Regions from separate parts of the Homo sapiens genome. Here all the other regions are linked to region 3. The links are chromatin contacts, found by Hi-C or POLR2A ChIA-PET in ENCODE. All regions are on one chromosome and are shown on one strand. Each heading gives the region's core, a stretch centred on a gene start or an enhancer-like site at or near the end of the contact. The rest is flanking DNA. Distances are from core to core; before and after follow the strand shown.

Region 1 (5,037 bases), core at 2,223-4,722, 670 kb before region 3:
ATTGATACCCAACTCTGGCTGTTCATAATCATCATCAGGGAGGATTTATTAGTAATGTAGATTCCTAGCTGCACTGCAGAACCACAGAATCTGATTTTTTGGAGGATGGAGTCCAAGGCTTTACATTTTAATGTGTACCAGATGACTCTTACACTCACGTGTATTTGTGATCCTTAGCTCTAAAAGATTCAGAAATAACTGTTTTAAAATTACTAAATATAATATACACATGACCCCATTTAGCATAATAATGAATCTGGGCAACACTTTTTGAGCACATATCAACTGGGCATTTGCTAAGGGCTTACCAGGGATATCTCATTTAATAGACATAATAAAAGTGTTTCTGAAAAGTGATGTGTAATTCAAACTTTCGCACACTGAATTGTATTTTAAATGCACAAGAAATTGTTGTTGTAGAGGAACTCCATGGTAAATTCTTTTATGAGAAGAATAATTAGCTTCTAAAATTTACCTCTTGCAAATTGCACTATTTTGCATATTAAGATTGCTTGTGGTGAAGCATAGCTGTACTTGAAGCCAGTGTGCTCATTTATGGTTAAAAACATCCCATATAAGACAAAATTTAAAATAATGCAAAAAATTTAGCATAGCTCCTAGCTAAAGGTAATGTTCAAACTTGATAATCTAGGTTAAACTCTCAAATACCCATAAAGGTTGCTGGAGTTTCAGCAGTCACGGAATTTGATGTCATAAATCTTGCACTAATACCTCACTGGACTCCCATAGCAGCCGGAAGCCATTTGGATGGAGGTGTGAAGCAATCAGATAACCTGTGACACAGACTTTCCTTACCCCTTTTCTATCACTAAACCCCACCACAATTTGGTGAGACATTTACTTCTTATTCTTTAATATCTAAGTTTTGAATTCTTCATGTGTATATATGACTTTATCATCACTATATTTTTAAAAAGCCTCTTAGGACTTTAGACCTTCAGGGAATATCAGTCTATTGCCTCATCCATCTCATAAAAAATTTTTAAATAATTAAAAATATGTTAGGTATATTACTGAGTGTATGTATTAATAGTAACCTAGATTTGTTTTAGGATTTTTCTGATGAATTTGGAGCTGAGAAAAAGGGCTTGTATTGTGACTTCCATTACCCCCATCTGGGACCTTTCCTTGTATATATGATATATATCTTGTCACATAAAGGTAGCCTAGTCAAGAGGCCTGCTAAAAGTAGGAGTGCCCAGTCTCTCATTTTTTTCTAATGTCAAATAAAATGAATAAGGATAGTGATTATTGCTAACCAACAATTTACTATGATGAGGGCAAATTTACAGGAGATCAGAGAATTTGCGATTCAGGCCATTCCCAATATAAGTTGAGTCTCAGAAAACAAGCAAACACCTAGCTAAGAGTAACTGATGGCTTTTTCTGAAATGATCAAATACATTAGCTCTGACCTCTGGCTTGACGTCATCTGACTTCCAAGTGAGGTTTAATGCTTCCTTTATCTTTTGCCCATCTTGGATTCCTTCTCCATTCTCCAACAGAGCCAACTCAACTCAGGTCACCCCATCCCACTGGGGGAGTTTGGGATGGAAGGATGGGTGACGATACCAGTCTCAATCATGTATTGGTGTTTCAGTTAGGGTTTGCTTTCAATTGCAAGAAATAGGAAATCTTATTATACACTGGAATACACAAATTAGGTTTTATTTTTTATTCTACTTGATGTTCTCACTTGAGTGGCTTAAAGAGAGCAGAGCTGAAGTCTTTGTGATTTTCCTGGCCTTTCCTTCATGATCTCAAGATGGTTGCCTAACTTCAGCCAGCACATCTGAGTTTCAGGCAGCAGGACAAAGGAGGGAGAAGGAGGGAACGAGAAAGGGCTGGAGCCTGCATCAGGAAAGCAAAGGCTTCCCTAGAAATTCATGTCAAATTTCCTTTGTATCTTATTGGTGAGAACTCTATTACTTGGCCATCCCAAGCTGAAGCTGCAGAGGAGTCTGGGAAAGTGAGTTTTGAGTTTTTCAACTTCTGTGGGAGAGAAAAGCTAGGGATAGGATTATTACAGTGGATGTGGAGGGAGTCTCATTCAATGGCTGTCATCCCTGGCCAACAAACAGACAATAGAAACAATAACAAACTAAAAATATCGGGAGTTTGATAATTTTTAATTAAAAAATAATTAGCTGTAAAAAATGTTCCTCAAACTGTCATGGTAAAGTGCACCGTCAAAATGGCTCAGGGTCTCGTGGGTAACTCTTTTAGTTTACTTGCTATTTGCTGTAAAATGATCCACTTACTTTGTTGGAGTATTTCACCAGCCTGCAACTTTTTGAGGACTGAGACTTTATCTTAATTATCTTTGATATTCCCAGTTAAATTACTGTAGTGTGCACAACAATTAACTGGGATGTTTAGATTTTTAAGAAGTAAATTCCACAACCACCTGCTTCAGAGATTCTGATTTAGCAGGTGTGGGGTACAGCCTGTGGGCCTAGGCTTATGACAGACACCCCAGGTTGTCCTGATGCAGGTGGTGTGGACCCACACTGATAAACATTTCCCTGGAACCTCACACAACATGAGAAAGATAGAAAGAGGGCAATAATGATGTGTGAAACTTAATGTAATCCCTTAATGAGGGAATTGAAAAGCAGAGGCTGAGGAATCCAAAGGAGGAGAGGAATAAAGAAGTTCAACAAAGGGGGATGCTAATGGTATCCTAATTTTGACAGAGGCTCTATGCATGTATTGTAGATGTGTATTTACAGTTCAACTATGAGCTGAGTTCAAATGCCTTTCTTTCTACTGCCCTTCCTTATGTTTTTAGTGGGAAGGGGTGGTATGAAAGACAACTGTGGATCCAGTGACTTTTCTTTTCTGGTCACTTATAATTTCAATAGGACCAGTGGGTCAGTCATCTCTTATGATTCTTGGAAGGCATAGGTATGTCCCCAACCGATCATGTCAACCAACATGATTAAATTAGAGTGTACATATTATCTAGACCTGTTAAAAATAAGACTAATAACTGTCTTTTCTCCTTCCCCAAAGGAAAGTAATATAAAATCCCCACACAGATAAACACATTAGTCAATATTTCAAAGAGATGGTCATGGGTGTAGAGTGGAGAGAAGCCAGGATGGGTGGGAGGCATGAAGCAGGGGTAAGCTTTTTATTCACCCTGGGCCTTGAATGAGTTATTTATGTGTTAGAAAAGCATGCAACCCGGGAGCGTTTAACTAGAAATCTGTTTCTTCACCCACAGGAGAGAACTCCATTTTTGGAAAGGGAAAACATCACTTACCCTGACACAAGGACATGACATGTTGTTTCTGACGTGTCACAGAAAGACAGAAATAACTACAGTTGCAGAGCACTTCCTTCTTACTCTGAGTTTCAGTCTCCCTTACCTGAACCGACGGGCTCCCACCCTTAGACAAAAGATGACAACCTATGCGTCACTTTCCATTTAGGTTGGCTTAGAAACTTTCAAGACTTTCTTTCTCTCTTCCTAGGTGCTGTTCTCACACCATCCTCAGCTTCACTTGTTCTTTTGTTTTAGATCAGTTCCTCAGCCATGATCACATACACAAAGAAATCCTCTATTTCCCTTCTATTTACAGGTGCACAAGGTGGGCGCCCATTGACAGAGTGAGAAGCAAAGTTTCGTTTTTGTTTCTAACTTTTCCACTGCAGGTGACCCCTGAGGAGTTCATGAACTACTATGCAGGTGTGAGCGCATCCATTGACACTGATGTGTACTTCATCATCATGATGAGAACCGCCTGGAAGCTTTAAGCACATGACCTGGGGACCAGGCCCTGGGACAGCCATGTGGCTCCAAATGACTAAATGTCAGCTCAAAAACCAGAATCGTATTTGATTTCACACTCATCCTAATGTTTTTTTCTGTGTCAAAATATTGCATTTTCTGGGGCCAAAAAACAGGCAGAAATAAAAGACATTGAGTAGCCAACTGTGAGTTTGCCTTGCCTAAGACTGTTTCCTTTGTTCTAAAATAGGACTTAAATAAAATGAGCTCTGTAAAGCTCCTAGTGCTGTGCTGATACATGCAGGTGTCTAATCAACTTTAGGTTTTATCCCTTGGCCATTAATGAAAGCTTGAGTATTTTAATTAAAACCCTCACCCATGCACCCATAGTTTTTCTTCACCTCCTTTTAGATGATCCTTTTCTAGGTGAGATGATAATATATCTCTTTTTATGACTGATTGTAAGTCTTTAAGTGTTTCAGTCTCATTTGGGGACCAGAAGAAGACCACGTGTTAGCCTCAATTTCTACAAGCAAATCTTGAGTTTCACTGCTTAGGGTTTAGGGAAGCCGCAGTTTGACAAATAGATTCAAAATGATTTATTTAATAGTCATTTTAAAGACTGGTGTGAGTGAGGAGGCTATTTCTTTGAGCAGTAGATCCACGCCTGTTCATGGTACTCCTGTGGCTGAAGTTTTGAAACTGGGCTGGGCGCTCAGATTTTATCTGGGACATCTTGCGCTGTGTGTGGGCAGGCTATTCCAGAAAGCCTTCACCTGGTGGAATGTTTATCTCTCCCCTCTCTGCTTTCTGCCAATTGTGTTGAAATTCCCACCAGCAAGGGCTGGGTGCAGTGGCTCACGCCTGCAATCCCAGTACTTTGGGAGGCTGAGGTGGGTGGATCACCTGAGGTCAGGAGTTCAAGGCCAGCCTGTCCAACATGGTGAAAACCCTGTCTCTACTAAAAATAAAAAAATTAGCTGGGCATGGTGGCACATGCCTGTAATCTCAGCTACTCCAGAGGCTGAGACATGAGAATTGCTTGAACCCGGGAGGCAGAGGCTGCAATGAGCTCAGATCATGCCACTGCACTGCACTCCAGCCTAGAGCAAGACTCTGTCTCAAACAAACAAACAAACAAACAAAAATTCCCACCAGCACAAGGAGGTTGGGTGTGACACGGACTAGGATTTCAATAATATTCCAAAGCAGGTTTTCCATCTTGATGCTTCATGGCTTAACACCTCCTCCTCCCAGCACTAAGCTTTGGCTTCATATCG
Region 2 (4,656 bases), core at 662-3,161, 630 kb before region 3:
GATATTTACAAAGAGGTAGCTTAGAACACAGTAAGGATTTAATAGGGATTAGCTATGAGTATAATATTTTCTGAGAAATAAGTAATGAAAAGGTAAAATAAGAATTCTAATTCTGAAAATATACATGAAACATTTGAGCTTCTCTTTAAAAAGTTTATGTCAATTGACGGTGTTATAATTACTATGGTTTTGAAATTACATAGAGCTTTTGAATAATGAGTTAATCTATTATTCTTTAAATGCTCAATAATTAATATTATTCATATTTAAATAGGTATCTAGACATATTTATCCATAAAAATTTAAATTGTGTGGAATATGTATCATAGGCAAGCCAGTGTCATCTAGAAGTCTTCTTCCTACTGAATGGAGTTAGTTGATTAATAGTGTAAATGATTTGGATTTTTAAAAAGTATCCCTTTCTTCTCTTGATCATCCTTGTGATGATCAGAAAATTGACAACTTTCAACAAGCAGCAACTGAATGTGAATTCCTATACCCCAAACTGGGAAGTATTTTGACGTAATCATGTGAATAGGGTAATTATACATCTTCTAAAAAATCTGAAACTTAAAAAGTTGGAGTGAAAACCCAGCTTTCAACTAGCATTCTTATATATTTTAAAAATAGTATGATCACCAGGGTGAACTAGTGAGTATAGATGACATGAAAGAGAGTAAGATTTATGTTTCCTGCCTCCCATCAGTCTTTGTGGAAATCCAAGGCAAAGTTTAGCATAGAATAATAATCATCCCCCATAAAGTGAGTCATATACTGTAAAAAATGTCAAACTCTCTGACAATTCCCTTAATGAGAAAATTCTAGGGATTTCCATCCTTCGTAATTACATGACTCAAAATGCATAAGCTGAGTCATTAGGCTGATGTGTTTGATATTGTCTATAGCCAAATAGTTTTTAACTCTTAAAGAGAAAGGGCTTAATTTGCAGGAGCAAGTTGATGGTCTAAATTCCCACATGCCTCCTGCTGCTGTTAGAAGCTTCTGCCTAGTTTTGTTATAATTACAATGTGTTTATGTATGGGCAGGGTTGGCTTCTCGGTACTAAGTTTTTTAGATCCCAAAAAGAATTATTACATATGGCCAATTTGTTGGTGTGGAGGCAATTCAGTGTATTTCAATGAGTAAACTCATTTAGATCTTTCTCTAGTCAGTTATTTACTTAAAATCTCACATAAATCTCTCAAAACTAAAGTATTTTGAAAACACTTTCAAAAGTTATTGGATGTCTACTATATTCTAGCCACTGATTTAGGTGCTGAGGATATAGCACTGGTCACTGAAGACAAAGCTATTGCTTCTGTACATTACCTTATCCTGAAAGTTATGCTTTCAGGATTTCTTAAAAAGTCAAACAAAATGAATCCAGTTTGATCTCCTGACAAGGTAAAATTACTTTGGACATTTTCCTACAAGTACAGTCATAGCATCTACATGAGCATTCTTTTTGTAAGAGCAGAGTAATCATTCAACATTTAAGATCTACACTTGGGAGTGAAATGCATTCCTTCTTGAGAATACTGAGGTCTTATAAACCACCCATAGTATTGATCCCCTGCCCCCTGTCATGGTGGTTAAACATTAAAAAAAATGACTGAATATGTGGGAAATTCTCAAACTGCATTCAAACCCAGTGCCTGACTCAGGTCTGTTAGGGAACTGAATAACCTGAAACCATGCTACAGATAATCCAAAATCCATAAGAAAACTTAGAAATGACTCACCATTTTGAGCATAGCCACTTTCTCCAGAAACGACTTGAAGTAAAGAAAAAACCATGCCAAAAGTTGTACCTAGAATTGTCATTCTGAGAGAGATAGAGAGAGAGAGTAGATGTGTGAGCCAGTGTGTATGAAATGAATGAGAGTAAGAGGAAGGGAGGGAGGGAGGAAGACAGAGAAGCTTAGATCTAGGGCTTTATACTTATCTAACCACAGACAAGGGAAGTATAAACACAGCAAAAAAGAAGGCAAGTTCCAGAAACAGGAAGTCTGAGTAAAAGTATTGCTGCTGTAAGCAGAGGTCAAGGACATGAAGAGACAGAGCCTCTGAAATTATTGTTCCTCCTGGATATTCCCTGCAGCCCCCACACTTACTGTGCTTACATCAGAGTAAGGCAGTAGATTCACACCTAGGCTCAAGCTATCTTAGGCTAGAGGCTACTTTATTTTTTTAATTTTTATTTTTTTGAGACAGAGTCTTGCTTTGTTGCCCAGGCTGGAGTACAATAGCATGATCTCGGCTCACTGCAATTTCCACCTCCCAGGTTCAAGCAATTCTCCTGCCTCAGCCTCCTGAGTAGCTAGGACTACAGGCAAATGCCACTATGCCAGCCTAATTTTTGTGTTTTCAGTGGAGACGGGGTTTCGCCATGTTGGCCAGGCTTGTCTCGAACTCCTGACCTCAAGTGATCTGCCTGCCTCAGCCTCCCAAAGTGCTAGGACTACAGGCATGAGCCACCGCTCCTGACTAAGGGCCCACTTTAAAAGAATCTGAAGACAAAAATTCAAACTTACAAAGTGAATCAATTGGTTGTTTGGAGTGAGTTTTGATTTAAAGAAACAGTCTGCACTATGTGAAGTACTTTATTGTGGGTTTATTTTAAATAGCTTACCTCCAACTTCCAAGTTTCACAAGAATAGCAGTTTTTCTCTTTTGTTCTCTGTGTATCCCTGGTATTTACTCATATCTTACACACCACAGTAGGCATTCAAGAATTATTTGTTTAGGGCAGGGGCTGGCAAACTATGACCTAGGGAACAATTTTTTAAAAAATTATTCATTTATTTTTTCTTTTTCAAAAGATCTTTTTTTTTCCCAAGTAAGCCTTGGGACCAAATTTAATCTACCACCTGTTTTTGCAAATAACGTTTCATTGGAATACAGCCTCACCCATTTGTGTATCATCTACAGCTGCTTTTATGCAACAATGGCAGAGCTAAGTAGATGAGATAGAGATTGTATTGTACAAAAGGTGTAAAATCTTTACTATCTGACCCTTTGTAGAAAAAGTCTGCTGACCTCTTGTTTAAAGGATAAAGTAGGTACTTTCTTAGTGTATTTAAAACAGGATTCTATTTGTGAAAATTTGATTGCCACACAACTTTTCAGGTACACATAGTACATATGAACTAAATTAGTGCCTAGGTATATGGGGCAGAAATCTGAGACCATGGCATAGAAAATTCAGACTCCCCCAAACCTGAATGCCAGTCAAAAGCCTTCCTAATATGGCCTCATGGTTAAAGTGGTGATATTTGTAAAGCCTGACTGCTTCTTGGTAACTGTTAGATTTTTTTTTCTTTTTCTTGAAAAAAATAATCTAACCTGGATTCAGGCCATAAAACTCTATGCTTGATTCACAGTGGCTCTCTTTTGGAAAAATGCCACAAGACTGCAGTTATAAGGTGAGGAGTGCAGAGAAACTAAGTGATCAGTGAGTTATGAACTTCTGTTGGATTCACTGTCATTAGGTAGAATTGCTCCCATGGGCCTGTGAAATGGCTAAAATTAGCAGAGACAAGCAACAACCCCCCAGGTGTAAAGCAAATCGAAGAGACTTTAAAAGACTCATGATTTAGCTTGTCCCATCATTACAATTATTTGACAATAACGAAGTAACAAAAAAAGGAGGTGGGACATTTGTACCAGTCTCTGGATCCTCCTTTTCAGTTTTAAGACAGACTCCGTCTGCACCAGTTATAATGCCACACTTTGGAGTATAGGCTCAAGGAATACTTCGGAGCAAGAATCCAACTGAAGGGGACATATTCCATCTTCTCCATTTGTCAGGGCCTTCTCTGGGCATTTCAAAACCCTTCCAAGCCAAATAAAGAGTGACAATTTTGTGCATCGATAATAATTTATGCCCTCATTTCTAATCTTGTTTTGAAAGCTTGGTTAGAAAATTGTAAGCCTGATTCACAAAAATTGGTATGTTTTGTACACTGAGCTAAATACCCTTTCAAGAAAGCTATAATTACAGATTCCCATGAATTAAGCTAATGTTCAAGGAGAAATCCCAAATTATATCTATCTACCAATGCAAATCTCCTAAACTGCTAACAGATTGTCACTTCATGGGTGAGTAACTGGGTTATGTCTCTTTAAATTCTCTTGTTTATCATTTAAGTGGACTATCATTTTGATTGTATCTCTTTCCTTTAGTTGTGAAGATGTAAAAGAACAAAGCCAAGACACAATATTTTGGTACAGCATGTGCTGGTTTGTTCTGGGGATTTCCACAGGGGTGCTTACTCTTGGGTGGGGCAGGAGATGCTGAAAAGACCTCAGAGAGAAGCCTAAAGTGTGGGGAGCTCAAAGAAAAATGACATGCGTCACCAGTCCTTCTAGAGATTGTGGGGGAACAACAGTGCCTTCTCTCTTTCCTCACTCAGGTCTTGTTAGTCCTTTGGAGACTTAGAAAAGCTGAGGAAGAACCACCTAGTTCACCCTATCCCCCAGGTAACAAACATTTACTATATTACTTTGTCATTACTTTTGTGAGACAAGCACAGAAAGAAGAAAAGAGGATGAGGAACACTATTTGGGGACACTCAAGTCTCCAAATGTGAAATCAGGAGGGAAGCATTGGACTGTGGTAGAAGCAAGCAGTTTGGCGTGGCAACTGACTTGGCC
Region 3 (5,259 bases), core at 186-2,685:
TGGAGTCTATGTTTTAATAAGGACGTGTTATTGATCAGGAAGTATTAGGTTATTATGCCTAGGTAGTTGCTTCTGGGATTCCAGTCCAAAAGGATCACCAAAGCATCATGGGATTTTCAATGGCTTCCTGTGGCTTGGCAAATGCTCACTGCTAACTGTGATTTCCCAGTTATCCAGAGTAGCAGTCAAATCAAAGGGGAAAGCCTCATGTTTCAATAACTTAAAACAAAACAAAAAAAAAAACGGCCAGGCGCAGTGGCTCACGCCTGTAATCCCAGCACTTCAGGAGGCCAAGGTGGGTGGATCATGAGGTCAGGAAATCAAGACCATCCTGGCTAACAGGGTGAAACCTCATCTCTACTAAAAATACAAAAAACTAGCCGGACATGGTGGCACGCGCCTGTAGTCCCACCTACTCGGGAGGCTGAAGCAGGACAATTGCTTGAATCCAGGAGGCAGAGGTTCCAGTGAGCCGAGATGGGGTCACTGCAATCCAGCCTGAGCGACAGAGCGAGACTCTGTCTCAAAAAAACAAACAAAAACAAACAAAAAAAAAAACTCAGTAACCTTGGTTTAAAGTATTTCCTTGGTGGCCCTCTGGGTTGTGTAACAATCGGATGCATTAATTATTATGGCATCAAATGACACCAGCAACATACATAGTCAGAAATAACTATTTGATTCAGGCAGGTGCTATTATTTGTTTCAGCACTGTTAAATGTGGGGTTTTTGTTTTTGCAAGAGAAAAGGCGGTTGTGTGTGGTTTCAAGAAGAAGAAAAGTCAGAACAACATGCAGCCCATTAGAAAAGATAAATTCTTTATTTGTGGAAAACAACAGAAGTGGGGCTATTTAGGCACCGCCAATGTTTATTATATTCATATGGCAGAGAATAAACACAGCACACTAGAAGTTTGCGCTTTGGGTATTAAAAAAAAAAAAAAGCAAAACCTTCTTAGGTCACTGACTATCTTCTTTTGCTCCTTTCTATCTGACTCCTCAGGCAAGGTGCAATTCAAATCCCTGGAGAACCTCTCAAATATAGCTGCTGTTCAATGTTACTCAGAAATAAGGAAAGAAATTTGACACGGAGACACTCCACATCTTGGCTGCCTGGAAAAATATCATCTTTGAGGTCATTCAACTCACTAAGTCATTTTTATTATTGTTTTGTCTGTCTATTTTCTGGTACAGTCTCAATGAAAGATATGTGGCCCTAATCATGCAAAACCGATCTGGGGGGAATCAGTTGTTTCTTCAGGTCTTCGCAGGATTCCAGCTCCCCCAACTACCTCCGTCGCCTTCTAAAACTGGCAGGCTCTGGACGTTTTGCATGCTGAAGAAAATCACTGTTTTGCCTCCAGCAAGGAACATAAATGTTGCAACACTGACTCCTCCTCTCATGAAGAAAGAGTGAACAAGTGCACCGAGTTGAGCTTCTTCTCACAGAGCCACCGGGCTGGGGACCGGGGAGCGGAGGCTGAAATCCCCAGACGCCGGTTTTCTGGGCTGGGCTTTCTGCCTTACTCACTCCTTCTCCCTCTTTCTGGATTTTACCGACCGTTCGCGAAACAGCTTTCCACACAATGGAGCTTCATGTCCTCGTGCAGGAAGTACTCATCGACTGATGTGGCAGACTTTGCTCCCTGGCAAAAGTGAGTACCCATGGCGAGCTGAGGCCGCCTCCGACGGCGCGCGGCAGGGGCTGCGCGGGCGGCCGCTCTCCGGGATGCGGGTTCGAGGCCCGCGTGCTGAAGGGGAGAGCGGGGCCACCGGCGCGGGCTCCTGGAGAGAACGCCAGCCAGGAGCCAGAGTCGGCAGCCGGCGGGGAAGCCCGGGATCCGCCCGCCTCCCGCCCGGATGTCCCTTCTCAGAGGGGCTAAAAAATACTCTTAAGGTGCTTTGCCTCCACCACTGCCCCCAACCCCAGCTTTTACAAACTGCACTCGGCTCGCATTCGCCTTTGTCAAAGGCATCTTCACCTGTATCCTTGAGCATGAGTTTCGGCGTTGATTGTGGGATTCTCAGAATGCAAATTATTTGCGTCAAAATAAAAAGAAAAGAAAAAAAGAGCGGGGAGGGGGAAGGGGCGCAGACAGGTGATGTGATGAAAGCCGGACTCGAGACTCTCCCATCAGCAGCAGCCGCCGCCGCAGCAGCCTCGCGGGCATCCGGCGGGGAAAGTTTAGGGTTAGCAATGCTGACCTGAAAGGTGTTGCTCCTCCCAAAAGTCAGCGGGGGTAGGGGCAGATGAGCAGCCTCCGGGCCAGAAGCCGGAGCTGGACGGAGGCACCTAGGCAGAGGAATTGCAGCCCGGGAGGAAGCTGGAAGGAGAGCCCGCTGGAGAAGGGAGGAGGGAAGGGAAGAGGAGTTGGTTAAAGTCAGGCAAACTCAGGTAACTGGAGGGCCGGCCCGAGTGCTACGGCAGGGGAAGGCAAGGGCTGGAGTTCTGGCTCTTTGAGTAGAAAACTATCCTTTTAGTGACCTCTACCTGTATCCTGGGGAAGCAACCCACACTGCCCTGAAAACAAGCAACGTAGGGGATTCTATGACTGGACTTGAAAATGGTTGCAAAACATTATTATTAGTCTGGAGGGATCACTTTGTCTTCATTTGTCAAGTTGACCGGGCAAGATTTCCCACCTGAAATCGTGCTTCACTTGACCAGGGAAGTGCTGCTAATCCCAATCCTGACCATCAGCTGTGCAAACTTGGGCAAGATACTTACCCTCTCTGGGCTTCGATTTTTTTTCTGCAAAGTTTAGGGAATTAATTAATTATATATATATATTATAGAAATATATATAATATATATATAAATGTTTAATGAGGTGGAAGTGCTGAATAGTGCAAGAGAGGAGCAGATGAAAATATTAATTTCAGTGGTTCTTAAAAATTAGGGGTGATAGGTCCTTTTGAGAATTAGCTGTGAGTCCTCTTCCTGGGGCAAAATGCATATGGCATGTACATAAAATTTTACATGCAATCCCTGAGGGTTTGTGGATACTCCCTGAAAGCCATGCCTGAATCCCAGGTGACAATCCCTTATTCCTCCTCCTGTATCAAGACCACCCAGCCAACTCCTTGCTGCTGGTTGGGCTGACTGTGGGAGTAATCCACAGCCTTCTTGGGGGTCTGGAGTCAGCCACGCTGCTGAAGGAGACAGCTCCCCTGTCATGGGTGAGCTCCCCACATGCTCTCTCCAGAGCTCTACCAGCCTCTGACTCCAGGGGACCCCTCCTCACAACCCTTTTTAATGACTCTCCTAAGGCGACAGTCCTTACCCCTAGAATTTTCAGTCCCACCAACCCTGGAGAGCCATCTAAAGAGGATCGCTGTCTGAATCAGAGTGCTCTTCAGGTCACCTAGCTGGATGGCAGGGAGGCCAAGGCTTTGTTTGGAAATGAAGCAGTCTTTGCTCCCTGAGGCATAGTATGAGTAGGCAGCCATATTCTTTTGAACCTCTGTACTTTGCCTTTAGAGGACTAAGGACTCACATCTCTGGGGACCCTGGGTGTTCCACTAGCAGTGCCAGCAAGGCACATCAGAAAACACACAGGGCTTTGGAGCTCAACAGACTGGGCTTCAGATCTTGACTCCCACACTGAGCAAGCCTCTGAGTTTTCCTGAGCTTCACTTTTCCTGTCAGCACAATGAAAATAATGCTGCTTTTTTTTTTTTTTTTTTTTTGCATGGTTGTTGGGAGAATGGAAATACTATGAATCATGCCTAGCCCATAGTCAATGATAAACTTTTTCTTAATATTAATGTGGCACCATAAATAAGTGTTCAATAGTCTCATGCTTTTAAGAACAGCTTACTCTCTCTCTCCTATGGGGCTTACATTAGTAGAAGAATGAGTAAAATTAGTTCTGGTCTAGTTATGCACAAAAAGGAGTGGTGGCCTCAGAATACAGAGTCAGACTGGCTGTTCGAATTGTGCAGTGTCAAGGAGAGCACTATGTATTGCCGGCAAGTAAAGTATGTCCAGACCGGCGTGGATACTTGACCTGTCTCTCAGTTCTCTTTTGACCCATAATCTTGAGTACAAAACAGCTAGTGCTGTGCCTGCAGCTAAAAACAGCCAGGCATGGAAAGAAGTGTTGTGGCTGGGTCCATCTTCAGAAACTGTAGAGAGAAATATCTCCATTGTCATCTTTCACAGTTTGGCACAGATGTAGCCAACTCAGCATGTACTCTCTCTCCATGGGGTCCTGGTGCCTCCATTGCAAGTGGTCAGATGATGTAGCAATGAAAGAAGGAAACATCGGAAACTTAAAAGGAAATTGGATATCCACAGAGTAGCCAAAGATCTATCAGTATACTTTGGTGAGGTATTCCTGCATGCAAAGATAGCAATATTCATGCCTACTATTTACTGAGCCTTTAAGATGTGCTAAGCACTTTCACACATTGCCTCAATTAATTCTCATAGCAAGATTGCAGAGTATGAGTTATCATTTAAAGCTTTACCAGTAAAGAAACTGAAACATGGAAATGTACATACACCCCCCAACCCCACACCCCACATCCGCCTAGCTCAGGAAAGGCAGAACCAGGATCCAAGCCCAGGTCTGTCTGACTTTGGCACCCACTCTTTTTCCACTACCCAGTGCTCCCAAGCTCCCCAATATCAGGCACTTGCATCAGCCAACCGGATTAAGATTCTTCTAAAAGGCAGGAATAGCCAAATCTAGTGGGTGCTTTTAAGTGGTGTGAACATGTGCTTGGCTTGTGATACATATTAACGGGTAGCAACAACAAGATCACCTATGGGAGGATAATATTCCTGACCCTTCCCAAGCCCAGCCATTAGACTCAAGATTGGCAATATCCAACATTAGCAGGTGAGGCTGGCGCTCTGTCACTGACTTCCTTGGTAATCCTTTTAGTTAAACAGAGCTCTGGAATGTTCATTCTCTACCACCTTTAGAATCAGAACACCACTTACCTTTACCTCCCTGTGCTGAGCACGTTTTCATTCATTTATTCGACAAGCATTTGCTGAGCTCTGTTTTGTGCTGGGCACTTGATGACACAGTGGGGAATGAGACACACAGGATCCCAGCCCTTGTGGAGCTTCTATGCCAGAGAGAGTGACAGAAAACAGTCGGGTGAACAAATACATAAATAAAATCATTTCAGATACTGATAAATGCTATGAAGAAAATAGAGGCTGAAGGCTACAGAGGGACAGGGCGTGGGAGCAACTTTCAACAGGGAAGTCAGAGAAGACTGCCATACAAAGGATACCCTTGAA
Region 4 (4,818 bases), core at 1,350-3,849, 590 kb before region 3:
CTAACTTGTTTATGATGCCAGAATTAACCTTCTATGAACACCAAGTATATTATAAGAAAATAAAACTATAGACCAATATCTCTCCCAAACCCAGACCAAAAAATTCTCAAGAAAATATACATATGTAACAAACCTGCACGTTGTGCACATGTACCCTAGAACTTAAAGTATAACAAAAAATATATTTAAAAAATTAAAAAAAAGGAAAATATTAGTAAATGAAATCCATTTTTGTACAAAAAGTGTAATACATTCCTGGAATGCAAGACTGGTTCATCACTCAAAATTAAACAAAATAATTTCCCATATCAATATTCTAAAAAAGAGAAGGCATATGATAACTTTTTAGATGCAGAAAATAATTATCTGACAAAATTGAATATCTGTTCATAAAAATAACTGTCAGGTGGTAAAGTAGGAGGAGTGAGGGCAAATTATTATTTTAAGAAGTCTGACAGTAAAAGAAAACAGAGAGAGAAAGAGAGAAAAGTAACTCTAGGCATAATTAGAGTAGTGTTATGGGAAAGAGATTTCCCCCATATCTTTAAGTCTTGAACAGGTTTATATGCTGAGGGGAAGTGGCCAGAGGAGAGAGACCAAAAAAAGAAAATATTGGAAATAATGATGGACTAGAGTTTTAGAGGTTGGGGAGGGATTAGGACCTATAGCATGATAGGAGCAAACAGACTTTAAGAGGTTTGGTACTCTGGGACTGAAGGGAAGGATGAGAGAATAAGTATGGATGCAGAGGTTACATGAAGCAGCAAAGCTGGGCACTGTTAGAGGTAAGAGGAAAAGTGAAAAGGCTCACATTGGACATTCTTACAGCTCTCAGAGATTCCCATCTCGAAGGGAGGCAATGTGGTGTGGAGGAAAGAGCATGGGCTTTGGCATTGGTCTCTACTGGAGTTGAATCACAGCTCTGCCTGAGCCTAGTTGGGCAATCCTGTGCAAGTCACCTAACCTCTATGATACTCTGTGTCCTCACCTGTAAAGGGGAAAGTAATAGCAAACCCAGAGCATTATTACAAGGACAAAATAAGAAAATTATGCAGGCAACATAGCACACCTCATAACCCATAGCAAGTGCTCAGTACATGCTATTCTCATTTCTGTTGCCTTTATAAAGAAAATAGAGGTGGGACCAACATTGTGGGAAATAAAAAAGACATTTGGATCAGAGCTTGTGGGAAATGCAATGAGATGTTTACTAAAGACGTGTGAAAATAAGTGAGTAGTAGCAAGGTCAGATAAGATTGCGGTTATGTGTTAAATAGATCATGCTATGATAAGCAAATAGGGGTAGGAGATAAACGTGCAAACAGTGGAAGAAGTGAGAGAGACTCTGGCTCATGCCCAGTCACCATACCTGCTTCATTCTGATGATGATTAAGAGACTCTGATCTGGCAAAGACTGACCAGGAGACCCTTTGTGTGCTGGTTGCCATCCCACTGCTTAGAGGAGTTAATGAGCCTCAAAAGAAAGATTCTACAATTTTCCTATTTAACAACATTGTGCCACAAAATTATTATGGGAATGCTGCTTGCTCTGCTTCAGTGTTTTTCTATTGCAATGTATTGTTGCCTTGTCTCGTTCAGTTCTTAATGAAATGTGGATTCACTTACTGCCTATGTCCTTATGATATTTTATTGATTTGAACTCTGTTTTCAGATATTCTTCTCCTCCCTTCTGTAGAATTACTAGAATTACCCTGTTGGTTCACATGTGAATCAGCCAAATTGAAATTTTGTAATCTCAGGTAGGGCTTCTTCTCCATCTCCCAAGCACATGACTGGGTCAGTATCCTCCATTAGCTTGAAGACAAGTGCTCTTGGAGTAGAGCTTCAAGTGAACTTTAGCCCACAAGAAGCAAAATTAGGAAATGTGTCTCTTTGTAGAATTAGAATTAGAATTCCCATTAACAATAAGAATTGTCTTGGGCTGCTCATTGACTTAGTGATCAATTTAAATGTGATTTTCCCACATATTTTGCACAAATGTATCAACATAACATAAAGCTGCTATGGTTTTTAGTCTTAGGTTCTGGGGCACAGCAACAAAGCAAATACACAAAACTCTGACCTCACAGAACTTACAACTGACTGGAGTGATAGATGAGAGAGTAAATATACTGTAGTTTGTTAGATGTTGATAAGGGCGATGGGAAAAAAAAATAAGAGTGGGGGTAAGATGTGGTGAGTTGCTTCTATTTTGTATGAGGTAGTAAGAGAAGGCTTTATTGATAAAGTGACATTTGAGCAGAGACCCGGAGGAATTTGTGGGACAAATAATGCAGAGATGTGGGAGGAAAATCATTCTAAGCAGAGAGAATAGCAAGCACAAAGGCCCTGCGGCAGGAGTGTACCCGGTGGGTTCTAAGATGTGCAAGGTAGTTTTGTCACTTAAGCAGTGAGAAAGGGGAGAACAGTAGATGGGGTCAAAGAGGCAGGGAGGGTAAGATCAAGATGGGACTTGGGCTGGATTCTGGGTGACATAGGACATAGAGGGTTGGAGCAGAAGTGTGACATGGCCTGACTCGCATTATAAAAGGCTCCCTCTGGCTGCTGTGCTTAAAAACAGCCTGTAGGGCGAGCAAGAACAGAAACAGGATCACTGGTTACCCGGATACTGCAGTAATCCAGGCAAGAGATGGCAAAGGCTTGGACCAGACTTCCTGCGACAAAGGAGTAAAGAAGATCACATTCTAGATGCATTTTCAGGGTCTATCCTACTTGATGTGCTGATAGGCTGGAGGTGGGATATGAGAGAAAGAGGCAACTCAAGGATGACTTCAAGTTCTCTGGTCTGAACAGCAGGAGGACACAGTTGCCTAAAGTGAAGGAGGACTTAGAGGAGCAGGTTTGCGGAAGAGGAAAATCAGAAATTCACCTCGGACACGCTGAGTTTGAGATGACTATTAGCCATCCATGTGGAAAATGCGGGGCCATTAAGACAGAGAAGTTTGGATTTTGGACGAAGGTGGGAATAGAAATTTCAGTGTTGGGAGCCTCTGTAATACCCATGAAGTCATGGAAATCGATGAATCATCCAGAGCTTGACTGCAGATGGAGAAGGCTGATTCCTGGGGCCCTCCTAACTCAGAGGTTGAGCAGAAGAGGAGGATTCAGCCAATGAGGAGACCCACAGGGGTTATCATAGAAGCAGCCCAGCCACCAAGAATACATCACCATTCTTGAAACAGTTTATTGATAAGTGTCATTGAATTTGAGTCACCAACTTATCAAGCGAAAAGATGAAATTGTACATCTATCTATGAAGGAAATATATTCTATTAAGAAATAATTATGAATAGATGATGGGAACAAAGCTTTACTAGCAGTTCAATAATGCAGCCTTCTTCTTGGCTATTGAAATAAACCTGGAAATTTTACTGCATATGGAGAAAGAACTGTAAGATGTACCTAGAAGCACTGTGCTGATGTGGAGTTTTGGGGAAATTTTCACTATATCTGCCTAATGTAGATACCTTTCATAGGGAGTTTTCATGACTTATTTTTGAACATCTTGTTTTGGGGCCTTCCATTTTCAGAATCACTTCAAAATGCATTCCTGCTTACTTTGGATTTTTACTTTGGATTTTTTTCTCTCTTTATTATGAAATATTCTCCAAGTTAAGGAAGGTTCCATTTTCAATGCCGATAATGAACTGGTAGGGTTCATTTCTATACTTAAAATGGTAACATATATGACAAACACCATGGTCACATTTAATTTTTGGAAGATTTATTGCAGAATTAAAAAAATCACACTCTTTTGTCTTCATTTCTTTTCCTCTGTATGTCTTGAAGGTGATCTCTCTCCATCACTTCCTTGTACATGTTCACTCCTTTGGAGAATTATTTTAATATCCTAAGACAAAAGATTCAAAGAGAAGTTACAAATACTAATAAAGGATGATCAATACTATACTATACAAATACTAATAAATGATCACATAGTACATGGCAACCATTAAACAGTTTTTATTTCTTTTTTTCCACTGAGCAAATTTCTCCATTTAGTTTTAATCCCACCCTGAGACTTACTACTTGTATGTTTGGAAAATTATCTAAGATCTTGGACCCTCAGTTTCCACACCTAATAATGGAGTTGTCATATTAGGTTAATTAACATTTGTAAAAGCAGTTACACAGAACCTGGCATATAATGAATGGGCAAGTTAAAAGATTGTTTCCTTATGAATGAACAAAAAAACCAGTATTCACCCTCTATGAAAGTAAATGCTAATGCTAAATTAATCATGTCTATAGATTTGTAGAATTTTAAAACAAAAGATTACTTTCCTGAAATTGTCTCATTCTTTCATTGTAAAAACATCAGGGAAAGAATGACCTGTTTTACATTTGCTATACAGCTATCTTACATCTTAAATCACAGATATTTTTCAAAATATATTTAAACTATTATTACAATGTAGAAGGAGTACCAACATGTGAAAAATACAGAACTGCATTTAGGTAGCTTTTAGGTTTTTTTTTTTATTTCACAATTTTAGAGAAGTATTTTAACAATATAAGTTCCTTTTCCTCAGAGCTGAGTTTCAAAGGCTTCAATTTGACTGTGATCATTTTAGTTGAGAAGACATGAGTTTGTTCACCATATGTGCTGACCCTTGCCAATTGACATATGCACTGCTTCTATCAGTCACTGCGAGGAATCATAGTGAATCATTTTCTTTAGAGATCTTGTTCCTTGAAAACACAAATCTCCTAAAGCCAAAGGTCAATGCTAAGTGAACCAAGTGGAAAAGAAAAGCTGCTCCCCATTGACTTTTCTAGTCTTACCCAGTATAATTC

What was found. Hi-C counts contacts between places; a loop is a spot of excess contacts on that map. ChIA-PET counts read pairs that join two places held with the same protein, here RNA polymerase II (POLR2A). Pooled maps may share reads with other maps.
Region 1: a loop to region 3 is called in a pooled map, with 3 times the contacts of the local background. The contact joins the enhancer-like site here to the promoter of PRLR in region 3. A Hi-C loop is called at or near these places in 2 of 37 single-sample maps with no recorded cell type and 2 of 50 pooled maps.
Region 2: a loop to region 3 is called in a map with no recorded cell type, with 4 times the contacts of the local background. The contact joins the promoter of IL7R here to the promoter of PRLR in region 3. A Hi-C loop is called at or near these places in 1 of 37 single-sample maps with no recorded cell type and 1 of 50 pooled maps. POLR2A ChIA-PET finds 5 or more read pairs at or near these places in 2 of 52 experiments (K562 and MCF 10A).
Region 4: a loop to region 3 is called in a pooled map, with 9 times the contacts of the local background. The contact joins the enhancer-like site here to the promoter of PRLR in region 3. A Hi-C loop is called at or near these places in 2 of 37 single-sample maps with no recorded cell type and 2 of 50 pooled maps. POLR2A ChIA-PET finds 5 or more read pairs at or near these places in 1 of 52 experiments (HEK293).

Annotation. Positions count from the first base shown.
Region 1 is chr5:35,903,291-35,908,327 of GRCh38, reverse strand. It overlaps CAPSL (calcyphosine like), which reads left to right. Exons shown (of 5, transcript NM_001042625.2): 5 at 3,682-4,040. The coding sequence ends at 3,783. Among named protein-coding and RNA genes, the nearest start is that of CAPSL, 33 kb to the left of the region's middle. RefSeq lists an enhancer at 3,634-3,733. Within about 2 kb of position 3,472, at least 2 of the 41 ENCODE cell types and tissues checked have a DNase peak (open chromatin) inside an H3K27ac peak, as active enhancers do.
Region 2 is chr5:35,854,146-35,858,801 of GRCh38, reverse strand. It overlaps IL7R (interleukin 7 receptor), which reads right to left and starts at 1,911. Exons shown (of 8, transcript NM_002185.5): 1 at 1,743-1,911. The coding sequence starts at 1,824.
Region 3 is chr5:35,226,663-35,231,921 of GRCh38, reverse strand. It overlaps PRLR (prolactin receptor), which reads left to right and starts at 1,435. Exons shown (of 10, transcript NM_000949.7): 1 at 1,435-1,654.
Region 4 is chr5:35,813,517-35,818,334 of GRCh38, reverse strand. It overlaps SPEF2 (sperm flagellar 2), which reads right to left. Exons shown (of 37, transcript NM_024867.4): 37 at 3,724-3,871. The coding sequence ends at 3,782. Among named protein-coding and RNA genes, the nearest start is that of IL7R, 41 kb to the left of the region's middle. Within about 2 kb of position 2,599, at least 3 of the 41 ENCODE cell types and tissues checked have a DNase peak (open chromatin) inside an H3K27ac peak, as active enhancers do.